Linked DNA regions of Homo sapiens: region 1 is linked to region 2. Evidence: read pairs that join two places in POLR2A ChIA-PET (ENCODE). Cell type or tissue: OCI-LY7. All regions are shown on one strand. Each heading gives the region's core, and the rest is flanking DNA. Links, peaks and the distances in the headings are about the cores only.

Evidence for each region. ChIA-PET counts read pairs that join two places held together with the same protein. Peaks named below come from ENCODE experiments on the same cell type or tissue, not always from the same donor. Only the 100,000 strongest peaks of a DNase experiment are listed, where the experiment ranks them.
Region 1: POLR2A ChIA-PET joins it to region 2 with 10 read pairs; 2 of 35 experiments call an interaction of 5 or more read pairs at or near these places.

Annotation. Positions count from the first base shown.
Region 1 is chr3:116,918,058-116,924,083 of GRCh38, reverse strand. LINC00901 (long intergenic non-protein coding RNA 901) reads right to left here and starts at 2,653. Exons shown (of 2, transcript NR_121607.1): 1 at 2,524-2,653. In OCI-LY7, for the core only: no CTCF peak of the experiment used is centred there; no DNase peak of the experiment used is centred there.
Region 2 is chr3:117,569,196-117,575,221 of GRCh38, reverse strand. No RefSeq gene overlaps it. Among named protein-coding and RNA genes, the nearest start is that of LINC02024, 120 kb to the left of the region's middle. In OCI-LY7, for the core only: no CTCF peak of the experiment used is centred there; no DNase peak of the experiment used is centred there.

The DNA.
Region 1 (6,026 bases), core at 746-5,745, 650 kb after region 2:
ATCACCCAAGAGAAAGAAATACAGGGTATTCAAATAGGAAGTGAGAAAGTCAAATTGTCTCTGTTTGCAGATGGCATGATTGTATATTTAGAAAACCCCATCGTCCCAGCCCAAAGTCTCCTTAAGCTGATAAGCAACTTCAGCAAAGTCTCAGGATACAAAATCAATGTGCAAAAATCACAAGCATTCCTATACACCAATAATAGACAAACAGAGGGCCAAATCATGAGTGAACTCCCAGTCACAATTGCTACAAAGAGAATAAAATACCTAGGAATCCAACTTACAAGGGATGTGTAGGACCTCTTCAAGGAGAACTACAGACCACTGCTCAAGGAAATAAGAAAGGACATAAACAAATGGAAAAAACATTTCATGCTCATGGTTATGAAAAATCAATATCGTGAAAATGGCCATAGTTCCCAAAGTAATTTAAAAATTCAATGCTGTCCCATCAAGCTACCATTGACTTTCTTCACAGAATTAGAAAAAACTACTTTAAATTTCATATGGAACCTAAAAAGAGCCTGTGTAGTCAAGACAATCCTAAGCAAAAAGAACAAAGCTGGAGACGTCACGCTACATGACTTTAAACTATACTACAAGTCTACAGTAACCAAAACAGCATGGTACTGGTACCAAAACAGATACAGACAAATGGAATAGAACAGAGGCCTCAGAAATAACACCATACATCTACAACCATCTGATCTTTGACAAAAAACCTGACAAAAACAAGCAATGGGGAAAGGATCTCCTATCCAATAAATGATGCTGGGGAAACTGGCTAGCCATATGCAGAAAACTGAAACTGGACCCCTTCTTTACAACTTATATAAAAATTAACTCAAGATGGATTAAAGACTTAAAGCTAAGACCTAAAACCATAAAAACCCTAGAAGTAAACCTAGGCAATACCATTCAGAACACAGGCATGTGGACAAAGCCTTCATGAGTAAAACACCAAAAGCAATGGCAACAAAAGCCAAAATAGACAAGTGGGATCTAATTAAACTAAAGAGCTTCTGCGTGGCAAAAGAAACTATCATCAGAGTGAACAGGCAGCCTACAGAATGGGAGAAAAATTTTGCGATCTATCCATCTGACAAAGGGCTAATATCCAGAATCTACAAGGAGCTTAAACAAATTTACAAGGAAAAAAAAACCCCATCAAAAAGTGGGCGAAGGATATGAACAGACACTTCTCAAAAGAAGACATCTATACAACCAACAAACATGAAAAAAAGCTCATCATCATTGGTCATTAGATAAATGCAAATCAAAACCACAATGAGATACCATCTCATGCCAGTTAGAATGGTGATCATTAGAAAGTCAGGAAACAACAGATGCTGGAGAGGATGTGGAGAACCAGGTATGCTTTTACACTGTTGGTGGGAGTGTAAATTAGTTCAACCATTGTGGAAGACAGTGTGGTGATTCCTCAAGGATCTAGAACCAGAAATACCATTTGACCCAGCAATCCCATTACTGGGTATATACTCAAAAAATTATAAATCATTCTATGAAGACACATGCACACGTATGTTTATTGCAGTGCTGTTCACAATAGCAAAGACTTGGAACCAACCCAAATGCCTATCAATGATAGACTGGATGAAGCAAATGTGGCACATATACACCATGGAATACTATGCAGCCATAGAAAGAATGAGTTTATGTCCTTTGCAGGGTCATGGATGAAGCTGGAAACCATCATTCTCAGCAAACTAACACAAGAACAGAAAACCAAACACTGCATGTTCTCACTTGTATGTGGGAGTTGAACAATGAGAACACATGGAGACAGGGAGGGGAACATCACACACCAGGGCCTGTTGTGGGATGGGGGGACTAGGGGAGGGATAGTATTAGGAAAATTACCTAAGGTAGATGATGGGTTGATGGGTGCAGCAAACCACCATGGCACGCGTATACCTATGTAACAAAGCTGCATGCTCTTCATATGTATCTAAGAACTTAAAAGTATAATAAAGAAGATCATATTTTAACTAAATCATGTTAAACTATTCAGTTTTATCTTGAATGAATATGAGCTGATTATTCAAAACATCTCAAGAACCTAGTTGTTCAGAGACCCTGGACAAGGACAGTCTGTAAAGTCGTTTCTATAACTAAAGCTCTATTATCCCGTGGTTGAAAATTCTTCAATGCCAGATAGAACCATTATGTGATTTCAGGGACACTGGAAGGTATCTCCACCCCTTCTGAAATCCCATCAACTGCATGACACCTGCAGTTTATCTTGCAACTGGATCACAATGAATGCAAGAATAATAGGACGGCTGGGATCTCATTCAAAGCTGCTCAGAATACTTACTATACTTACTATGCTTTCTTAACCAAGAAATCAAAATCCAGAAAGTGAACACCAGCATACTCAAACCAGTTAGTGCCATAGTCAGTATATCAGACAACCTTCCCAAGGTGAAGAGGGATGTGATCTTCCTCTGGCAAGAGGAATAAAACTATCAAATCTGAAATAAATAGAAATTATTTTACCTTTCACACATTTTCATAATTTCCCCTGCTGCTTCAGCTAATTAATTATCAATGCTATTTGTGTTTAGACAGAAGGGTTTGTCTCCTTCACAGCCCATCTGCTTCTTGGTAACCTTGCTGTGAAGTCATTGCACAGCAGAGTTGCTGATAAAGCTATCATCTCCATGACAACCTGCTGCTATGTCACAAATGCAGGAGTGTGACCTCACTGCAGCTAAAAGGAGAAATCAAACTGGTGTCTGATGTGCGAGGCAATAGGAATTTTTAATTAGACACATAGTTTATTCACTTTTCCCTAGAAATATGAGAAGGATCCTTATAGAGAAATATTACTACAATAACCTTACTGCTAATTATTAAATATTAAATGAACATTTTAATATTAGTGGTACAATATACATGTGCAAGTGGTTATACTTGGGTGAAATGTCCTATGTAAATATTGTATTCATATCCTGAAAACATTCTATAATTATTTTGTTATATATCTCCCAGCAAAGATGACTCATCTTCTGGTATGATATTTACCAAGCTTGAGAAAGTAAGCAGCTTCTTCCTCACTGATTACATCTATTTGTACAGCAACCCATATACTGAAGGGGAATTGTGACATGTAGCCACTGTATCTCTCTTAGAGAAGAAGCTAAACACACTGAGTGAGAAGGTGAATTCTGAAATCGACCCACAGGAACTGTTACCATAAGTTCTGATCAGCGTGTTGTTTTCTTCTTTGGATGGTTGGTTAACTAGTTACTCAGTTGTAAGATGTGGGCAGTAAATATTACAACCTGGAAGTGCTGCATCTCTCTAGCTGTCGGAGAGCTAAGGCGACATCATTCATTGGCCATTTGTTGTGTGTGCATGTACTAGATACTGTTTAGAGGAAAAAAACTAGAAGAGGTGCACAGCCTGTACCCTGTAGTTGTTTAGCATGTTATGGGAGATTGGCAGGATCAACAGGTACCTGAAAGCACAAGGGGATGTAGAATTGTCATATTTCAAGATTAATTTATATAGGTGCTAGGTATAGAAATAAAAGAAAAAGACATCAGACAAACTTCACATTAGATGGAAATTTTCAAATTGATGATTAGAAAGTAAGAATATGAAACAGCATCTTCTAAGTGTTTACTATGTGTGAGGCACCATGCTAAGCACTTTGCATTCTTCATATCGTTTAATCCTTTCAACAACCCTAGGACATAGGCTTTATGGTACATTTTATAGATGAGAGGATTATGGTATATTTTATAGTTTGGGGGTTAAGTAACTTGTCCAAATCAGTAGGCAGCAAATTGGCAAATTTCAGAACCTGTGTATTCCAGAACCTACAAATTTATGGCAAATTTATGCTGCCTGGGAAGATCAGATAGGAAAATTGCATAAACACAGTTCAGAGATGATAATAGGCAACATCCTATCGAGGACCAGTCAAATCCCCTTTGTTCCACTCTTCTCATTTGAAGTGACCTAAGGCATTGCCGGATGGACTGACTTCCCTACAGCTTTACCCATAATCCCTTCAAATTCAAAAATACCTTTTTCTTTCTTGTAACACTAAAGAAATATAGAAGCCAGCATATGTTACTTGAAAATACTTCCATTCTTGGAATCTTCCACCTTTGAACATTCTGGATTTTTAAGAATTAACTGAACTGTGTGGGAAGACTCAGCAGGATTAATATATTGATGGAAATGATGGATTCTACTTTTTCCTCACTTGCCTGCGTACTTAAAACTGCAGTTATTTATACACTGTGGTTTAGGCATCTTCTCCATTATATAACATCCATTGATCTATAACACTCATATGCTTTCCGATATAAATATTTCATCCATTGTACTTGTGTGTATTGTGCTCTCATTTGTCCCTGGAAACATTAAAGAGGAAAGATACTTGGATGAGTTAAGAGACAACAGGGTATTCTTAAAGCTGAATAAGTTAGATTTGTGTAAATGGGGATGGGAATTACTGGTTGGCCTTAAAGTTTAGGTTCTAAATTGGAGGCAACTGAATGGTACCAAACATTACTTATCAGGAATGTTGTAGGAGCTAGAAGAAATGTTGTTTAGCTTTTCCTTGCTTATATAAACTCATACAAAATTTACATTTTTAAGAGGAAAAAGCAGAAACGAGATCAAACTGTTCCCAGTTAGATAATTTGATTTTTTTTTACACAACAGTGTCACCAGGACATTAAGCACACATTATAAATAGGCATACTTCATTCATTTTAATCAGTGCGTAGTGACTTAATCTGTTTCTTTTTACAGATGAAGTTGTTTTCATGGTTTTTGTTTTTATTGTGTGGTTTGTTTTATTTTGTTTTGCTATTATGAAGAATGTTGCAATGAACCCCTTTATACATATATTTTGCAAAATTGGTGACTATCTCTGTAGGATAAGTTCTTAGAAATAGAATTGTTAGGTCAAAGGAAATACGGATTACATATTTTTATGGATATTGCCAAAGATTGTACAAAGTGCATCAATGTAAATGCCCACCAAAAGTGTATCTAGTATTTCAATGTATTTCCCTTCAGTGTTATGTAGCAGAAAAGTTTTAAATTTTTACAGTTTTGATGTTTTGTTCTTCTATAAATTGTCCATGTTATTGTTCTCATTTTTTCTATTGAATAGTTTAAAATTTCATCCATGGCCAGGTACGGTGGCCTATGCCTATAATCCCAGGATTTTGGAAGGCTGAGGCGGGTGGATCACCTGAGGTAGGGAGTTCGAGACCAACCTTGCTAACATGGTAAAACCCCATCTCTACAAAAAATACAAAAATTAACTGGGCATGGTCGCACGCGTCTGTAATCCTAGCTACTCGGGAGGCTGAGGCATGAGAATCCCTTGAGCCTGGGACGCAGAGGCTGCAGTGAGCTGAGACTGCACCACTGCACACCAGCCTGGATGACAGCGTAAGACTCTGTCACCCACCTCCACAAAAATAAATATATAAAATAAAATTTGATTTGTAAAATGATTTTAATATTGAACATATTAATCCTTAGACTATCATATTGGATAGAAATAGCTTTCACAACTATCATTTTTCTTTTGACTTAGTTTATGATAAATTGGAAAGTGGCAGGAGTTTTAAAATTTTATACAAATTTATCAAATGTTTTATGGCTTCTTGGTTGTAATTTTCCCCTTCAGGTATTTTAGGAAAAAAATTATATATTTCTATTTCATCCTTATTGGTCTTTTTTTCTGTTTATATATTTATTTATTATTTTTTCTACTTGGACATTATCTTCATGTATGATATAAGAAAGGGATCCAGTCATATTTTTTAAAATACTAGACCAGTGTTGCAACAACATGTTTTTAAAATCTACCTTTTACTCACCCTTATCAAATGTTAAATCCCCTGAAGTATTTATCTCTCCATATTATTTTCCTTGTTCATTGTCATTCTGAAAACCTGAGCCACTATAAACTGTATAAAGTATTGTAGCTCAGTGTTTTAATATTTAGTAGTCTCAGTTTCCCT
Region 2 (6,026 bases), core at 299-5,298:
TTTGTGGTTTTAATATTGCATTCTTTTCACAACTGGTAATTTTTAACCTGGTGCCAGACATTGTCCATGGTAAATTTTAGAGGCTCTGGATAAAATTTTACCTTCCTCCAGTGAAAATTTTGCTTTCCTCTGGAAGACTGATTAGGACACGTTTCTTAAGCATTTTAAATTATTACCTTACTAATCAGACTTTTCAGACATTTTGTTTCTAAGCATTCTTCCCATGAAATTGTAATTTCATGCCCCAGATAGACTGCATATCTGTTTTTGAATGTCTCTATATTTGTGCTTTACACATAAAAAGAGTAAGCATAAAGCTTATTCTTTTTTTATTTAATACATGATTAAGAATGACTGAATAAACAAATTAAGTTAAAAGTTAATTTAGGCCAGGTATGGTGGCTCTTGCCTGTAATCTCAACATTTTGGGAGGCTGAGGTGGGAGGATTGCTTGAGGCCAAAAGTTCAAGACCAGCCTTGGTAACAAAGGGAAACCTCATCTCTACAAAAAATATTTTAAAATTAGCTGGGCCTACTGGTATGCACCAGTAGTCCCAGCTATTCGGGAGGCTGAGGTAGGAGGATCACTTGAGCCCATGAGGTCAAGGCAGCAGTGAGCCGTGTTTGCACCACTGAACTCCAGCCTAGGCAAGAGAAAAAGACCCCATCTCAAACAAAACAAAACAAAACAAAACAAATCAAAACAAGACAAATGTTAATCAGGACAAATAGCTAATGCATGTGGGGCCTAATGCCTAGGTGATGGGTTGATAGGTGCAGCAAACCATCGTGGCACATGTTTACGTATGTAACAAACCTGCATGTTCTGCACATGTATCCCAGAACCTAAAATAAAATAATTTTTTTAAATGTTAATTTAACAACTAAAAAACTCTTAACATTTAACTTTACAACTGTGTTTGCTGAGCAACTTTCAATGCATTATGTATGCAAAATTAGCAACTTATATAAATACATAATAATAATAGCAATACACATTAAAATCATTTAAAAATAATGTTTTTGCCAAAGGTAAAACAACTGAAAAAATAATTCCTTAAAATTGTTTTTAGTGAATTTTTCTTAACTTTTACGTGATATGAAAAAATAATTTTTAACTTAAGTAGTGCCAAATCCTCCTTCAGATATTATTAACACTTGTTCTTTTAAGCACATGACATAATTAATGATGGGTTGAATAATTTTCACAGAATATAATTATAAAATATAAGCAATTTTTATTACATTTTCAAAGTCCAAGTCACATGTGAAAACACCATGGATCAAACGTAAATAACATCCGTAAAGTAGCCATGTTTTAGGTTCATGCAAGCCACCTCTGGTAATATGACTTTGAGATTTAACAATCAATCAAAAGAAGGTCACCCCATCACAGCTAACTATTTGGCTGAGATTTGTAGGACTTACCTTGCATATATGTTGTCTATCTCCTGTAAGCTTATTGTCAATGTTGCTCGTGTGATACCCAAGAAAACCCAGTGAAATAAAATAAGTATTAAGGAATATGATCCTGTTGTGTAGAGTTGAGCTTTGGAGGGCTACAAACTAAACATCCAGGTTTTTTTTTTCTTACTATCCAAGGACCAATCTTCACTCCCTTGGAAGCAATATCACTCCTATTGAGAATACATGAATTGGGAATTGATCAGCTTGACCCAGTAAGGCACTGAGGTGATCTGAGGCTAATTTTCAGTCTTTGTGAGTGCTCTTATTCCTAGGCTGTAGATTTTCAGAGTTCTCAACAAAAAGCCTGGACTGTGTATCCTTCCTTAGCTGGCCCTGAACTCCAATTTTTGTCTTCTCAGTCCTTGGAGACTATTGAAGGCTCTGCTTAATTTTGTTCTCTCTTAGTTGCCCTTTTTTTTTTCTTTCTTTCTTTTGGCCTCTAGGTCTCTTGCCTACTACTGCTTAGAAAACTTAAAATACAAAAAGTGGCATATAAAGATGGGTTCACTTGTCTGAGGTTCCCTTTTTTCTTCCATCTCAGCCCCCTCATATCCTGACTACCTTGCTAATCCTGAACTTCAATTTTCATTTCCCCAGTCTCACAAGCCTGTCAAAAGTTTTGAGCTCCTACTTTCTGCTTCTGCTTTCAATCCTGCACAGCTTACAAACTGGCAAATGCTGTGAGGGGAAAAGCAGTGGAGGATTTACTTCAATGTGTTTTCCTTCTTGGAATCTTGGATCATTATATTCTGGCTGCTGTGGTTGCTTTCTGATCCATTCATATGTGTTTTGTATTTTATGGAGCTTTTATGTTTGTTCACAGTGGGAGTGTTGGTCTGTTACAAGGTATTTTGTCATAGCTGGAAGCAGAAGTCTCAATCCAATGATGTGGATTAGTTGGAAGTTTGATTAGCTTCTGGCTGAGGAGACTGAGAAGAGCTCTAGGCAGATGTTGTACGAAAAAAGTGTGAATGTCGAGATGACCATTACAATTCTAAAGTTTATTTTTTCTCTTTAAGTAAGCCTCAAATATGTTTCATGCCATCCTTATTCTAATGAAGATAAATGATAAAATGGAATTAATGTAAAATGTTTGCTTCATACACACCTTTAAAAACATATTGTGTATCTGAAGCACTACTATTCTGTGTCTGGGCAGACTGATTGCTCTATTTTCATAACCAAACCTGGAAGGCTAAAGTTTTCTTGAATTACCTGAAGTGGAACATTAAGAGACAGTATGTCTACATGTGACATCTTTTTGCTAATAATTTAGGATTGGTTTCTACACTAAGATTTTTCTAATTCGACCACCTATTAGTTGCCTTTTTTCTTTTCTTTTATGCCTCTGGTCTAATTCTTTGTCAGCAGTCATAAATATAAGGTTCATTTTAGGATTTTTTTTTGCCCCATCTTTATCCATGGCTAAAATACAACATTGGACTGTTCCTCAAGTCGCTCCCAGGTGCTACTATAAAACTATTTCATCTCCTCACTTCCTAATACTGTTTTGCACTAGTTCTTTGGAAGGAGGAGGTAGAATGTTTTCCTGGTCAGTCATAAAAGTATAATGCTTTTGCCTTCTCTTTGAGCCTGATTATAGCAGCACCTAATTCCACAGATGAAATGTGATCTTGTGTATTGTTATGAAAAGCATTGAAAATAGCTCTTTGGATTTCTCTTATTTGAACTGTCCCATGAAATAAATCAAGAGTCCAACTTATATTTTTAGTCAATACTTTGGTACTTTTACAGTAGCTATTATCTATGTGCATGTTTAATTAGAATATTGTAATAGTTTTATTAAATAAAGCCATTGAGTTGATAGACTTCTCTCCAGATTCTTTACTAAATACTGTTATTATTTATTCATCCATTCAACATTATAAATTAAGCCATTCTGCCTCTAACCCCAGCACTTTGAGAGGTCGAGGCAGGAGGATCATTTAAGGTCAGGAGTTCGAGACCAGCCTGGCCAACATGGTGAAACCCTGTCTCCACTAAAAATACAAAAATTAGTGAGGCATGGTTGTGCATGCCTGTAATCCCAGCCACTCGGGAGCCTGAGGCAGGAGAATTGCTTGAACTCGGGAGGCAGAGTTTGCAGTTAGCCAAGATCGCACCACTGCACTCCAGCCTGGGTGACAGAGACTCCATCTCAAAAAGAAAAAAAAGGCTATCTTCTTTTTTAATAGTTTCTATTCTAGCAGAATGAATGCAATAACAAAGATACCGCTCTTGGAGTAAGGAAGACCAAAGACCTAACTACCTGGGGAAACTGGATAAGGCTGCAAAAAGAAGGCAGGACATGTTTCTACTGGGATTGTCCTCTTATAAGGGAAACAGATTAAGGAGAAAGATAGGAGGTCAAGGAAAGGATCTAATTTTAAAGACTGAGTGTTTTTCTAGTTTTTGGACCAAATGGGACCACTTCTGCTTCTGTTTCCTGTGCCTGCTCTGCCTTTTGGAGTTTGGGTCCCTGTGGGAAAATGATGAGCCAAGGACAAAGGCTATCCTTACAAAAACAGAAAGATCAAAGACCAAAAAAAATAATAATGGGTTGAGGAGCCTGTTGTTACATGATTCTTTGGAGACATCTGAGAGTAAAACTAACCAGCCTGCAGGATGGGATCAAACCTCTTGTGAAATATTCATTCCCCTAGGTCACAATTGAACAGCAAGGATTTTTGAGAAGAATGTGTGTGTGTAGTGGAAATATTGATAAAAATTGGGTCTAATTCTTTGTTGTCCAAAGAGACTTTATAGCTCTTCTCATTAACACTTGCTTTCTACCATTCCCTTGGATGTTGAAACACAAAGGTTGAGTTTGAACCCCAAAGTTAATTTTATTATAGGAAAACGGTCTTTTACATGAAAACATTGAGAGGGAAAAATGAAAGGAATATCACCTATTTATACATTTTTCTACTTTAATCACAATTAAAAGGGAATTTAAGTCTCCATATGTGCGAAAGACTAGATTATTTTATTTTATTATTTATTTTATTTTTCAGACAGTCTTGCTCTGTTGCCCAGGCTAGTGGTGCAATCTCAGCTCACCACAACCTCCGCCTCCCAGTTCAAGTGATTCTCTTGCCTCAGCCTGCCAAGAAGCTGAAATCACAGGTGTGCACCACCACGCCTGGTTAATTTTTGTATTTTTAGTAGAGACAGGGTTTCTCCATGTTGGCCAGGCTGGTCTCAAACTCCTGACCTCAAGAGATTCTCCTGCCTCAGCCTCCCAAAGTGCTGGGATTACAGGCATGAGCCACTGTGCTTGGCTTTTATTATTTATTTATTTATTTATTTATTTATTTATTTATTTTGAGGCCAGGTCTTACTCTGTTTCCCAGGCTGTAGTTCAATGGCATGGTAGGCTTACTACAGCCTCAAACTCCTGGGCTCAAATGATTCTCCTGCCTCAGGCTCTGGAGTAGCTAGAACTACAGGCATGCACTACCACCACGCCTGGCTAATTTTTTTATTTTGTTAGAGACGGGGTCTCACTCTGTTGCCTAGGCTGGGACTGTAGAATTTTTTAAAATACGTATGCTTACAGCTATTCAAATTTGTAGAGATGCACAAAACTTTGCTTCCTAGGAAGGCAGAATGATAATTTCTATCTAGAATCAAGAATATTTAACATTAGTGTAATTTATGTTCCCCATTTATTTAGATTACCGGTGTGCTGTCCTTTTAGTGTCCCCTTTGCTAAGATATTGGAAAATGTCACAAGCTTAATTTCTATTTACTTCAACTCAGCATATTTTGGGGTGGACCCTAATATTTGCCTATAGAAATTTTCCCATATTTTAAAACTCCAGAGGGAAACATGAGCTCTGCTGTGTGTCTTATAATGTCTGGTTATCTAATAATGGCTGAAATTTCAAGTACAAAGTATCTGATAATTATTTCTGTTAAGACAGAATATTTCTGAAAGAAATTGATTCTTATAATAGCATTTTTTATTATGGTATGCAAAACAAAAACCTCCAAAATTTTTTTCTCTAGAACATTAATCTCAAATATAAGTTCTCTGTACCAAATTTTCCCTCCCTCCCCTACCAATCTCCCTTTTAGTTCTACTTTATTTCAGTAGTAGAGATAATGCTTTCTCATTTGATGGGCTTCTATTGTAGAACCTTAACAATTTATGGCCCTTTCTTGTTTAGGAGTCTGTTTCCAACCTTTTCCCAAAAGTATGAATTCTTTGAAGGCAGGGACTATGTTGCATTAGTCACAGAGATATACAGTAAAAAATGCGGTTGGAACTCATTCATCTGTACTTTTCCTTTACTTCCTCCTCATGCAAAATCTTTCTTAAGCAGAGATTTGAAGCAAAATGAACCGTGTAAATGGAGGCAAGGTAATAACAAACAAAAAAAATTCCTCCAGGTCCCAAAAGCCAATGTATAAAAACTAAGGCTGAGAAAGGATGAACACACGAGAAACACCACATTGATCTTTTAGTAATAATAACTTCCAACTAACTAGTCTCCACTGAGAAGTCGTTCATGGCATTCCTGGGATGTATGAATAGAGTGTATGTGAAAGACCAC